Regions from separate parts of the Homo sapiens genome. Here region 1 is linked to region 2. Evidence: read pairs that join two places in POLR2A ChIA-PET (ENCODE). Cell type or tissue: HCT116. All regions are shown on one strand. Each heading gives the region's core, and the rest is flanking DNA. Links, peaks and the distances in the headings are about the cores only.

Region 1 (5,377 bases), core at 148-5,147, 190 kb after region 2:
CCTTTCTCAGTTCTATGGCTGGGCTACAAATTAACCTGACATATAAACAGGTTGACAGGAGGAAAACTGTATTTAATTATGTATGTACACACGGGAGTGCCACAAATATGAGACTCAAAGTGGTCAGATGATGAAAGCTCACATAGGATCCTGAGCTACAGAAAAGAATGGGAGTTCAGGGTTTCTCGGGGGGGTGGTGGCAACGAGTTATGGGAGGTAAGGGGAAGAGATAAATGGTGAATAAAGGTGGTTTTCTCATGCACACAGAAATTCTCAGTTAATACAAGTTGTTTCACAGCAGCCCTCGGAAGAAGAGGTGACAGTCTGTCTGGGTGTGGTATCACCTCCAGTCTCCCCTCTTGGGATCCGAGTTAATCTTTCCCAGTTGATAAGATTTCTGGGAGAATATTTGTGACAACTAAGTTCCTTTTGGAGGATCTGTCTTTAGGCCGATAAGGGGAGCTCAGAGAATGCCTCTGCCTACATCTGCTGTTCCCCAAGTGTCCTCAGTTCAAAGTAATCAGCACACCAAAGTGTTATATTTTGGGTGGCATTTCCTGAACTCCTTCATGGTCATTCTTAGAAAAAGCTGTACACTGGGCCACTGGAAAGGAAGATAATTTCTGATCATAACATTCTTCCTATGGAGAAAGCAGATCAAAATTAGACCGTTTCAAGTTAAGGAGCCTCTGGTTTGCTGAGTTGCCACATGGCTGCACAAAGAGGGCCACTGTGTGATCCCTGAGAGGCAGAGGTGTTTACAGGAGCTGGAGTTCTAGCTAAGGACTTCCTTCCGACTTGCAGCTGCTCTGCAGCTCCTCAACAGCTGGGCTGTGCACAACAAGATAGAAAGCCTGGGGAAACAAATATCTCCAAATATCTCTGTGCCTTTGGAGGGTTTTCTTTGGTCTTCCCTCAGTGGTGAGGATGTCTGGCTGTTTTTTCTACTAGGTAGATAAAAAGCTTGCTTTATTCTTACACCAAGAATAGCTTCCAAGGCAAACAATACCTGATATTTGTATGGAACCTGTGAGCACACATGTTGCTTGCATATGCATTATTCCATGAAGCCTCACTATAATCCTGAAAGGTTTCTTATTAGATGAGGCAATCAAAGTTAGAAAATCTTGCTTCAAAAGTTAACCCAGGCTGGGCACGATGGCTCACACCTGCAATCCCAACACTTTGGGAGGCCAAGGTGGGAGGAACACTTGAGTCCAAGAGTTTGAGACCAGCCTGGGAACATAGTAAAAACTAGTCTCTACAAATAATAACAAAAATAATTGCCAGGAGTGGTGGCACATATCTGTAGTCCCAGCTACTCAGGAGGCTGAAGTGGGAGAATCGCTTGAGCCCAGGAGGTTGAGGCTGCAGTGAGCTGTGATCATACCATTGCACCCCAGCCTGGGTAACAGAGCGAGACCCCCATTTAAAAAAAAAAAGTTAACCCAGTTCGTAAGCCTTTTCATTCTAGAAGCCACCCTTCCCACTGCGCCAAGGAAAGGATTAATTCCAATTAGTTTGATTCATAAACACTCAGGGCATCAGTGAATGCTCTACCATGTGGTTCTTTTTTTTTTTTTTCCCCTCTTTTTTTGAGATGGAGTCAGGCACCTGCCACCAAGCCTGGCTAATTTTTGTATTTTTAGTAGAGATAGGGTTTTACCACGTTGACCAGGCTGGTCTCGAACTCCTGACCTCTGGTGATCCGCCTGCCTTGGCCTCCCAAAGTGCTGGGATTACAGGCATGAGCCACCACGCCTGGCCCACTATGTGGTTCTTAATCAGGGGTGACTGACACGCGGTGACCTAAAGTAGGGGGCTTGCTGATTGCCTTGTGTTTGTGTAACACCTCCCTTCTCATGCATGCAAGCTAAACAAGACAGTTTCGGCTCCTAGACAAGGACTGAAGTTAGCATCTGCAGATCTTGAGCCACCAAGTATTCTATCCCACCCAGAAGGGCCAAGGCCTGTGCATGCCTGTGCAGACTGCCAGTCGGATAACACTCTGGCTATCACTTCTGCAGCCTTGCTTTCATTTTTGCATATGGGTAACAGATTTGAATAAACACATGTAGTATTTAGCTATTCAAATACTTCGCATTGGTTTTAATGCTGTGTTTCATCTGAATTCTCAGGTTCCTAGAAATTCCTAGGAACATGATGGTCCATTAGGGAAATATGGGTATTTTCATCTTTGTCAAGAGGGGCCTGAAGCAGGGAGAGCAGGGTGGGGATGGAAAGAGTGTCACAGAGCACACTCTGGGAGGAAGGCACCAGGAAGCCCCAGGGTCTGAATCACAAGCCATTATGGCCTGGCCAGTAATTGAATCACTGGAGTGAAGCCAACTTTCATGAGCAAACACACCCATGTGGCTGTAATAAAAGAGCAGGTTAAAAGAAAAAAAAAAGCCACTGGCTCCCACTTACTCTCTGGTCTTGCCTTCAACTTTCAATGTCTTTCTCTAGCTCTTTATCTGCCTCTTCTTCTGTAAAAGAGGGACTACAATGCAGACCTCATAGGGTTGTCAGGGGAGAAACAGAAGCACCTTCCCTTGCACATACAAATGTTTACTAAATGCCGGCCCCTAGGCTCACTAACAAGATGAAAAACATGTGCTTGGTGGGAAATGAAAAAGATTCCAGAAACAACAGAAGAATTTCAAGGTAATGTGACCAGGTAGCAACAGCTATCTAATGTGGCCTTACTGAGTAGGCAGAGTTAGGTTCTTAAGAATAGTTCCTCTATTTTCATGAGCAGTTCTTATTTATATCAAAGCCTGCAGGCTAAATCCAGGCTGCAGATGTGTTTGGTTGGGCCCCATACAGTGTTAACTCCATTGTGTGTGTGTGTTTTAACTTTAAATTGAATGTCAACGTTTGAAAAATGGAGAGATTTCCTTTTAAAAGGAAGACTTCTGGAAAAATCAGAAAATCCTATAAAACTGGGCTGGATCTGAGCAGCAGCTGCCCCTTCAAGCATTTGCTGGTACACCTGCCAGGCCCTCTATTTGAACTTGTGGCACTGCCTTTACACTATGCCTTGGATATTTAGTTCCAGGGACACATTCAGGGATTCGCCGGGGGCATCTGGGCTCACTCCCGTCCTGCCACTTCCCAGATCTAAGGCCTTGGGAGAGGACTGATAACGTATTTAAGCCTCAGCTTTCTCATTGGAAAAATGGGGATAACAATACTTTCCTATCTCAAAGAACTGTTAAAGAGCATCAGATAAAATAAGTATGTGAGTGTAATAAACACAAAGGATACTTGGTTTCCGAGTGTTTAGTATCTGCATCCTCTTACACACTGTGTGAAGTACACCCAGCACTTTGCATTCCTCAATGGACTGGAGCCAGGCAGCAGTTCTACCCTCCTCCTAGCATGCCTCACTGGACTGCGGGGCTGGAAAGTGGAAAACTACATCTTCCAGTGGGATGGGCTGAATTGTGTCCCCCAAAATTTATATGTTGAAATCCTTACCCCCAGTAATTCAGAACATGACTGTACTCGGAGACAGGGTCTTTAAGGAGGCAATCAATTTAAAATGAGGTCATTAATCCAAAATGATTGGCATCCTTATGAGAACGAGAAATTTGGACATAGATGGGGACAGAGAGAAGACCATGTGAACGCAGAGGGAGAAAACGGCCATCTTTTGTTTGTTTGTTTGTTTTTGAGATGGAGTTTCACTCTTGTTGCCCAGGCTGGAGTGCAGTGGCGCGATCTCGGCTCACTGCAGCCTCCACCTATTTCAAGCGGTTCTCCTGCCTTAGCCTCCCGAGTAGCTGGGATTACAGGCACCCGCCACCACACCTGGCTAATTTTTGTATTTTTAGTAGAGATGGGGTTTCACCATGTTGGCCAGGCTGGTCTTGAACTCCTGACCTCGTGATCCACCCGCCTCACCCTCTCAAAGTGTTGGGATTACAGGCGTGAGCCACTGTGCCTGGCCTCGACCATCTACTAATAAATGCCAAGAGTGAGGCCTCAGAAGCGGCCAACCCTGCCAATGTCTTGATCTCAGACGTCTAGCTTCCAGAAATGTGAGAAAATTCATTTCTGTTGTTTAAGCCCCCTGGTCTGTGGCAGTTTGTTATGGCGTTCCTAGCACACTATCACACTCAGGTTTTCTTGATGTTAGAGCTCCAGATGACACAGTCTCTGTCAATTCAATGCGTTTAGGAGCGATCTGGCAGGTAGAAGTGAGGAGGCCAGTTTCTTGATGCTTGGGTTATTTCTGCTGACAAGCAGGGTGGTGGGCAAGCTGCTCTTAGGGCAAGTGGAGGCATCATAGTGTCCAGTCACTAGCAACACAGGACTGAGAAGCTGCATGGCTGCAGCAGCCTCTTGAGTCTCTACTCCCCACTGGGCACCCGTGGGCAGTTCTGCAGTGGTGTCTTGGAGTTGTTCCCAGGGACTGTATCGTGGGCCTGCTCCTCCAGCCCCTTCCAATGATTGTACAAGCACCTAATTCTCTTTATTGAAGCTCATTCTGCTAACTTTGCCAAGATCACCTTCTGTTTGCTGTGACTGAACCTTGGCTGATTCACAATTGTTAAATCTGTTGCTTTGTAAACTGCAAATAACTTATAAATATTAGCTATTATTTGGATTATTACCATGCCATCATTGCTGGACATCCCAAACTCTAAAACTTGAAGGGAGGAAGGAGTTAAGACATAAAATTCTTTCTCTTTCTCCCCAAAGTTGCAGGTTATGAGGCCAGGGTGCTTGAACCTGCGGTCAGCTGCAAGTGCTGCCCTGGTCTGGCATAGTTATGAGAGCAAAGAGCAAAAGAGAACATGTTGCTGGCTTACAGGCAAGGCAAATGAGAGGGAGAGATGAGGAGGGGCTGCACAGAGAGGTGGGAAATGTGGTTTCGGGTAGGGAAGACAGAGTGTCTAGAGCTTTACAAAGAGAAGTTTACATAGGTTCACAATCAGCAGAATGAGAAAGAATGAGAACACCTCTCTCTGAAAACCTCAACAGAGCTCATTCTGTAAAAACAGCAGGCTTTCAGATTTGGAAATCCTTTTGAGGTCCCTATCTGGTGTCTTTCATTAGTTGATTTTATCTGCCATCCAGGGTACATGTCCCTGAATAATAATAATAAAGATAATAAGTTATAATGATTAATTTTGACAATTACCACCATTTACTGAGTGCTGAGTCTGTGCCAGGTAAGTAAATTCCATGCAGCATTGCATTTAAGTCTGTCAACAACTCTAAGAGATGAATCCTATTATTTCTGTTTGACAGATGAAGCAGAGAGAGGTTAAAAAATTCTTGCCCAAGATCACACAGATTTACATGGCAGAGACTCAGGGCTACCTGGCTCTCAAGATCATGGTCTTACTTACCACCCTTTGTTGCC
Region 2 (5,377 bases), core at 78-5,077:
TAGGGCAAACTGAGTTAGAAAACCTGGACTTAAATTACAGCAAGGTAGATTGTGATCATATCACCAGGGATGTGAAATGCAGGACTGATGGTTAAGCACTGGCAACTAGAGTAAGACAGGTTCGATTTAGAATGCCATCTCCATCATTTCTTAGCTATGTGGTGTTAGGCAAATTTTTTACCCTCTCTGAGCCTCATTTTCCTTGCCTGTTGTTTAGTATTAAGGGTTAAATGAGATAACACATACAAAGGATTTAGTGTAGTAACAGGCATTATCAAGCATTGGTTAAATGCTGGGCTGGGTCTCCAAGACTGTGGGCTCCTCCTTAAAACTCCTTACTGAGAAAGACATTTATCCATTTTTGCAGTTTGACCTCCCCTTGTCTGAGGTCAAGGTGGCAGATTTGCTTCCCGTCTTTCTTAGCTTTATAAGACCTAGGAGAGCCAACACAGAGTTGGTGCAAAATAGAATTTCAGGGAAGTGTCTGCAGGGGGCAGAATTTCAACAGGGAAATAACTATCATTAATGTTTGACACAATCACAGCCATTAGCTATTGTCACTGAAACGATTATCCAGTGGAAGGAAAACAAACAAAAACCCCTGCACCCTGTGATCAAATGTTTCATAGAAACCATTGCTGACTGGGTGGATACAGTAGGTCGTTCTGTGCTGTGGATACACACCTTTTGTCTCCTACCCAGGCAGGGATCCTGGATGGGGTGAGGCTGTCTGAGCTGCAGGCTTGGGAAGCAAACCAGAAAGGGCAGGGAGGCAGCTTGAGGGTTTCTGTGGGCTGGGCGTGTTTTTGCTGTCTCTGCGGGGTTGTTTTGATCTCCCAGGCACAGAACATTTGAGTGCTCTTTGCAAAACCCTTTTTCGGGACTCATTGATGATGAAATGCCACTCCACAGAGGCGATGAGCAAAGGAACACCACTGGACATCTGGATGGGACACATGCTAGGCCCCTCCACCCCAACATGTCCTCAGTGACACTCATCACTTGCCTCCCAAACTGGTTCCTCCTCCAGTTCAGTGAATTATGTCACCATGACTTAGTCACCATGCTGAAAATCTGGGTGTCCTCTCTCTTCCTTCTCCCTCTCTGCCCACTTTCCTCTCTCCCTGTGGCATTCATAGATTCTAGCTGACTAACCCAGAGGCACCCTAGTGCTCACCATGCCTCTCCAACTGAGTGTAGACCATTCCTCCCCACTTGATCATGGCAATGGTCTCTCTAAGTAAATACCTGCCTCTAGCCACAGCCACATGCACCTCACCATTTCCTTGCAGTACTCCCTGGCCATCTTTCTTTATTTTTCTGGAGAAAGGGCCTTGCTCTGTAACTCAGGCTAGAGTGAAGTGGTGTGATCAGAGCTCACTGTAACCTTGAACTCCTGGGCTTAAGCGATCCTCCTGCCCCAGCTTCCTGAGTAGCTAGGATCCCAGGCACACACCACCACTCCTGGCTAATTTTTAAATTTTTTGTAGAGATGAAGTTTTGCTAGGCTGCCCAAGTTCTATCCTTCTAAAACTAGACACACACCCCACTAAAATTTTAGTGACATTATTACCAAAGAAAGGAGAGCACAGATACTAGGAAATATAGCTGTCTTTGTCATGTGCATTATGAGCCAGGCACTGTGCTGAACAATACACATAAATCTCTCAATCATCAAGATTACATGAAAAAGGCATGCAGAACTCTAGGTCAGTGGCATTTCCTTTTCCTTTCCTTCAGTAAGTCTTTTCTCAGCTACAACTTCCTCCTTTAAGGATGCTAGAGATTTTTGCTCAGGGACTGGAGACATTCCCTTATAGAAAACATTATTATGTTCTATTTAATGTATAAGAAAACAGAGGCTCAGAGAGGTTAAGTAAGTTGACTAATGCCACGCAGTAAGGGAAAAAGTCTTAATGTTATCTCGGGTAATCTGACTTCCCAGGCTTCCTGTTTAACCACTTACGCTAAACTAAGGACAAGTAATAAGGTCCTTGCATCTCAGGAACATGGGCCAGTAGGACAGGTGGATCTAAACAAGTACCGTTAATGAGGTATGACAGATATTCTGGAGACCTGAGGGAGAAGTGGGCCAGTTGTTTTCCTTACCTTTTCTCCACACCTCACAGCTTGGCTTTTACATTGTATCAGCATAGTCTTCACAATTTTGAGGTCAAAATGTTTTAAAATATTAGAAGGCCGGGAGTGGTGGCTCATGCCTGTAATCCCAGCACTTTGGGAGGCAGAGGCAGGAGGATCACTTGAGCTTAGGAGTTTGAGACCAGCCTGGCCAACATGGTGAAATCTCATCTTTACAAAAAATACAAAAATTAGCCGGGTATGGTGGTGCACGCCTGTAGTCCTAGCTACTCAGGAGGCTGAGGTGGGAGGATGGCTTGAGCCCCAAGAGAGTGGTTGTAGTGAGCTAAGATCATGCCACTGGACTCCAGCCTAGGGGACAGAGTGAGACCCTGACTTAAAAAAAAAATTAGAAAATACTGTACAATTGGAGAATGGGCCCAGTGGAATGATTGTTCTCCGCCTAGCTCTGCTCCCATGTCCCGCAAATTGCGCCCCCACTCAGTGTAGAGCCTTTTACTCCTGCTATTAGAGTCATGATCCACGAAGCTTCTTCAAAAAGAAGGAAGGAAGGAGAAAGAAAGGAAGGAAGGAAGGAAGGAAGGAAGGAAGGAAGGAAGAAAGAAAGAAAGAAAGAAAGAAAGAAAGAAAGAAAGAAAGAAAGAAAGAAAGAAAAGGAAAGAAGGAAAGAAAGGAAGGAAGGAAGGAAGGAAGAAAAGAAAAAAGAGAAAAGAAAAAGAGGGAGAGAGAGGGGGAGGGAGGGAGAGAAAAGAAGAAAGAATCGTGAGCAGATTCTGATAAGCTCTGATCTTTGATCTTGGGACATTGGTGAGTATGACATCTTTTTTTTTTTTTTTTGAGACGGAGTCTCACTCTGTCGCCCAGGCTGGGGTGCAATGGCGCGATCTCGGCTCACTGCAAGCTCCGCCTCCCGGGTTCGCGCCATTCTCCTGCCTCTGCCTCCTGAGTAGCTGGGACTACAGGCGCCTGCCACCACGCCCGGCTAATTTTTTGTATTTTTTAAGTAGAGACGGGGTTTCACCGTGTTAGCCAGGATGGTCTTGATCTCCTGACCTTGTGATCTGCCCGCCTTGGCCTCCCAAAGTGCTGGGATTACAGGCGTGAGCCACCGCGCCCGGCCAGAGTATGACATCTTTTATGTCAAGGGACAAAACCCTGTTTCTCCCTTTGTGGGGTTACAGCACAAAGTCTGACAGCTCACAAAAATGAACCTTCACAGATCTATCCATCAATTCTTCTCTCTCAGAAAAATGCGGTCGCTACTAAACGGGCCCTGGACTTCATTTCCATGGGGAGCACTGTATGAGTGTGCCCCTGAAACTAGTGTCCTTCTCCCTCCGTCCCTCCTCTCTTCTTTCCTTTCTCTTACTTTCTCTTTTCCTTCCTCCTCAACTGTGTATTAAGATCTTTTTCTGCCAGGTACAGTGCTGGAAGCGGGGATACAGGGACAAATAAGACACAGATCCTGTTCCTAAAGAGGTAATGTTCCCATTATAGAAGGGAAGAACATGGACTTTGGGGCCTGAGTGTGTCAAACAAAATTCCAGCTCCACTACTTGCCAGCCGTGTGATCTTGACAAGTTCTTTAACCTCTCTGGGTCTCAGTTTCCTCATGTGTGAGATAGTCTAACACAGGAATCTGCCTCAGAGTTGTTGTGTGGCTTACAATGAGAGGATTATATATGTTATGCACCTAGAATGGTGCCAGGCACATGAAAATACTACATAGGTATTTATTATTATTTGCATACTGTATAGTACAGTCCTGAAAGCTGCATTCTGATCACTTATATTCTCCCAAGATAAATCACACAGCATGGCACATAGTAACTTCTCAATCCATAAAATCATAATTTGAATGGAAAATTCTGGAATTATTTTAGGTAAGCTGTTATTTTGTTCCTCCTTGCTGAAGTGTGAAGAATACACAAAACTAATCTGTTACGGGAATTTTATGAGTATGACATCTTTTGTGTCGAGACAAAACAATGATAAAAACCTAGTAGTGAAGACAGGCTGAAAGGCTTAACTATTGCCATCTAAGTTGGCCTGGAATGAATTCTCTACCCTGGGACCCAAAAAGTGGTGATAAGTTATGAATTAAACTGGACAAGACAATCCTAGGCCTGCTGACTCTAACCGGGGATTAGCAATGTGCAATAGAGTTCAGCACTCCAACTTTTCTTTCTTTCTTTTTTTTTTTTTTTTGTATTTTTTAGACAGGGTCTCACTCTGTTGCCCAGGCTGGAGTGCAGTGGCACGATCATGGCATACTGCAGCCTTGACCTCCTGGACTCAACCTCCCGAGTAGCTGGGACCACAGGTGGTTGCCACCACGCCTGGCTAATTTATTATTATTATTATTCTCAGAGACAGGGTCTTGCTATGTTGCCCAGGCTGGTCTTGAACTCCTGGGCTCAAGTGATCCTCCTGCCTTGGTGTCCCAAAGTGCTGGGATTACATGCATAAGCCACTGCATCCTGCCAGCACTTCAGCTTTCAGCAAAGGAAAAAGAAAGAACAAATTTTAACCAAGCTTCACCATCCTCACAATACACATCGTGTGTGTGAGAGTGGGGTGGTAGTGTTGGCCAGGGGGTGTGCTGGGAGCATGAATCTGCAGTATCAATTGAGGAAGCCAATATTTTAAGCTATTCTTGGATTGAGTTTTTTTTCCCATTTCTGTTAGAGCATTTATTTATTAATTTTTTGAAGTGAGAGCAAGTTTATTAAGAAAGTAAAAGAATAAAAAGAATGGCTACTCCATAGGCAGAGCAGCCCAGACCATTTCTTTTAAAGGTGTTATTAGGAATAATTATTACTCTCTTGGGGACTTTCTTTTTATAAAGTTAAGTAATCACACGTGTGTTTGAAGTAGGTCAACAAAGAGGAGTTGTCTGGTTTTGCTTTCTAAGCAACTCTGCCTGTATTGTCATCTACATAACTTTTTAATTAAAAGTCTCTTTCAAGTTCACAAATAAGAACTGTCCCCCTGCTGCCTGAAAGCGCTGATTTACACTGACAAATGTCTCAAAAAGGCATGTCACAAATATGGGTAGACAAAAAGATTATTCATGTTCACAGGATTTAAAGCAGGGATGTCTAATCTTTTGGCTTCCTTGGGCCACACTGGCAAAATTGTCTCAGGCCACACGTAAAATACACTAATACTAGCAATAGCTGATGAGCTAAAAAAAAATTGCAAAAAATATCTAATAATGTTTTAAGAAAGTTTACAAATTTGTTTTGGGCTGCACTCAAAGCTGTCCTGGGCTGCA

Evidence for each region. ChIA-PET counts read pairs that join two places held together with the same protein. Peaks named below come from ENCODE experiments on the same cell type or tissue, not always from the same donor. Only the 100,000 strongest peaks of a DNase experiment are listed, where the experiment ranks them.
Region 1: POLR2A ChIA-PET joins it to region 2 with 5 read pairs; 3 of 35 experiments call an interaction of 5 or more read pairs at or near these places.

The regions. Positions count from the first base shown.
Region 1 is chr1:67,711,262-67,716,638 of GRCh38, forward strand. The region is part of intron 2 of GNG12 (G protein subunit gamma 12); the gene reads right to left. Among named protein-coding and RNA genes, the nearest start is that of GADD45A, 29 kb to the left of the region's middle. RefSeq lists a silencer at 2,145-2,439. In HCT116, for the core only: no CTCF peak of the experiment used is centred there; a DNase peak (open chromatin) is centred at 2,340; H3K4me3 peaks cover 1,079 bases; H3K27ac peaks cover 1,856 bases.
Region 2 is chr1:67,523,859-67,529,235 of GRCh38, forward strand. All of the region lies in intron 1 of LINC01702 (long intergenic non-protein coding RNA 1702), which reads left to right. Among named protein-coding and RNA genes, the nearest start is that of LINC01702, 4.2 kb to the left of the region's middle. In HCT116, for the core only: a CTCF peak has its summit at 505 (motif pointing right); a DNase peak (open chromatin) is centred at 463.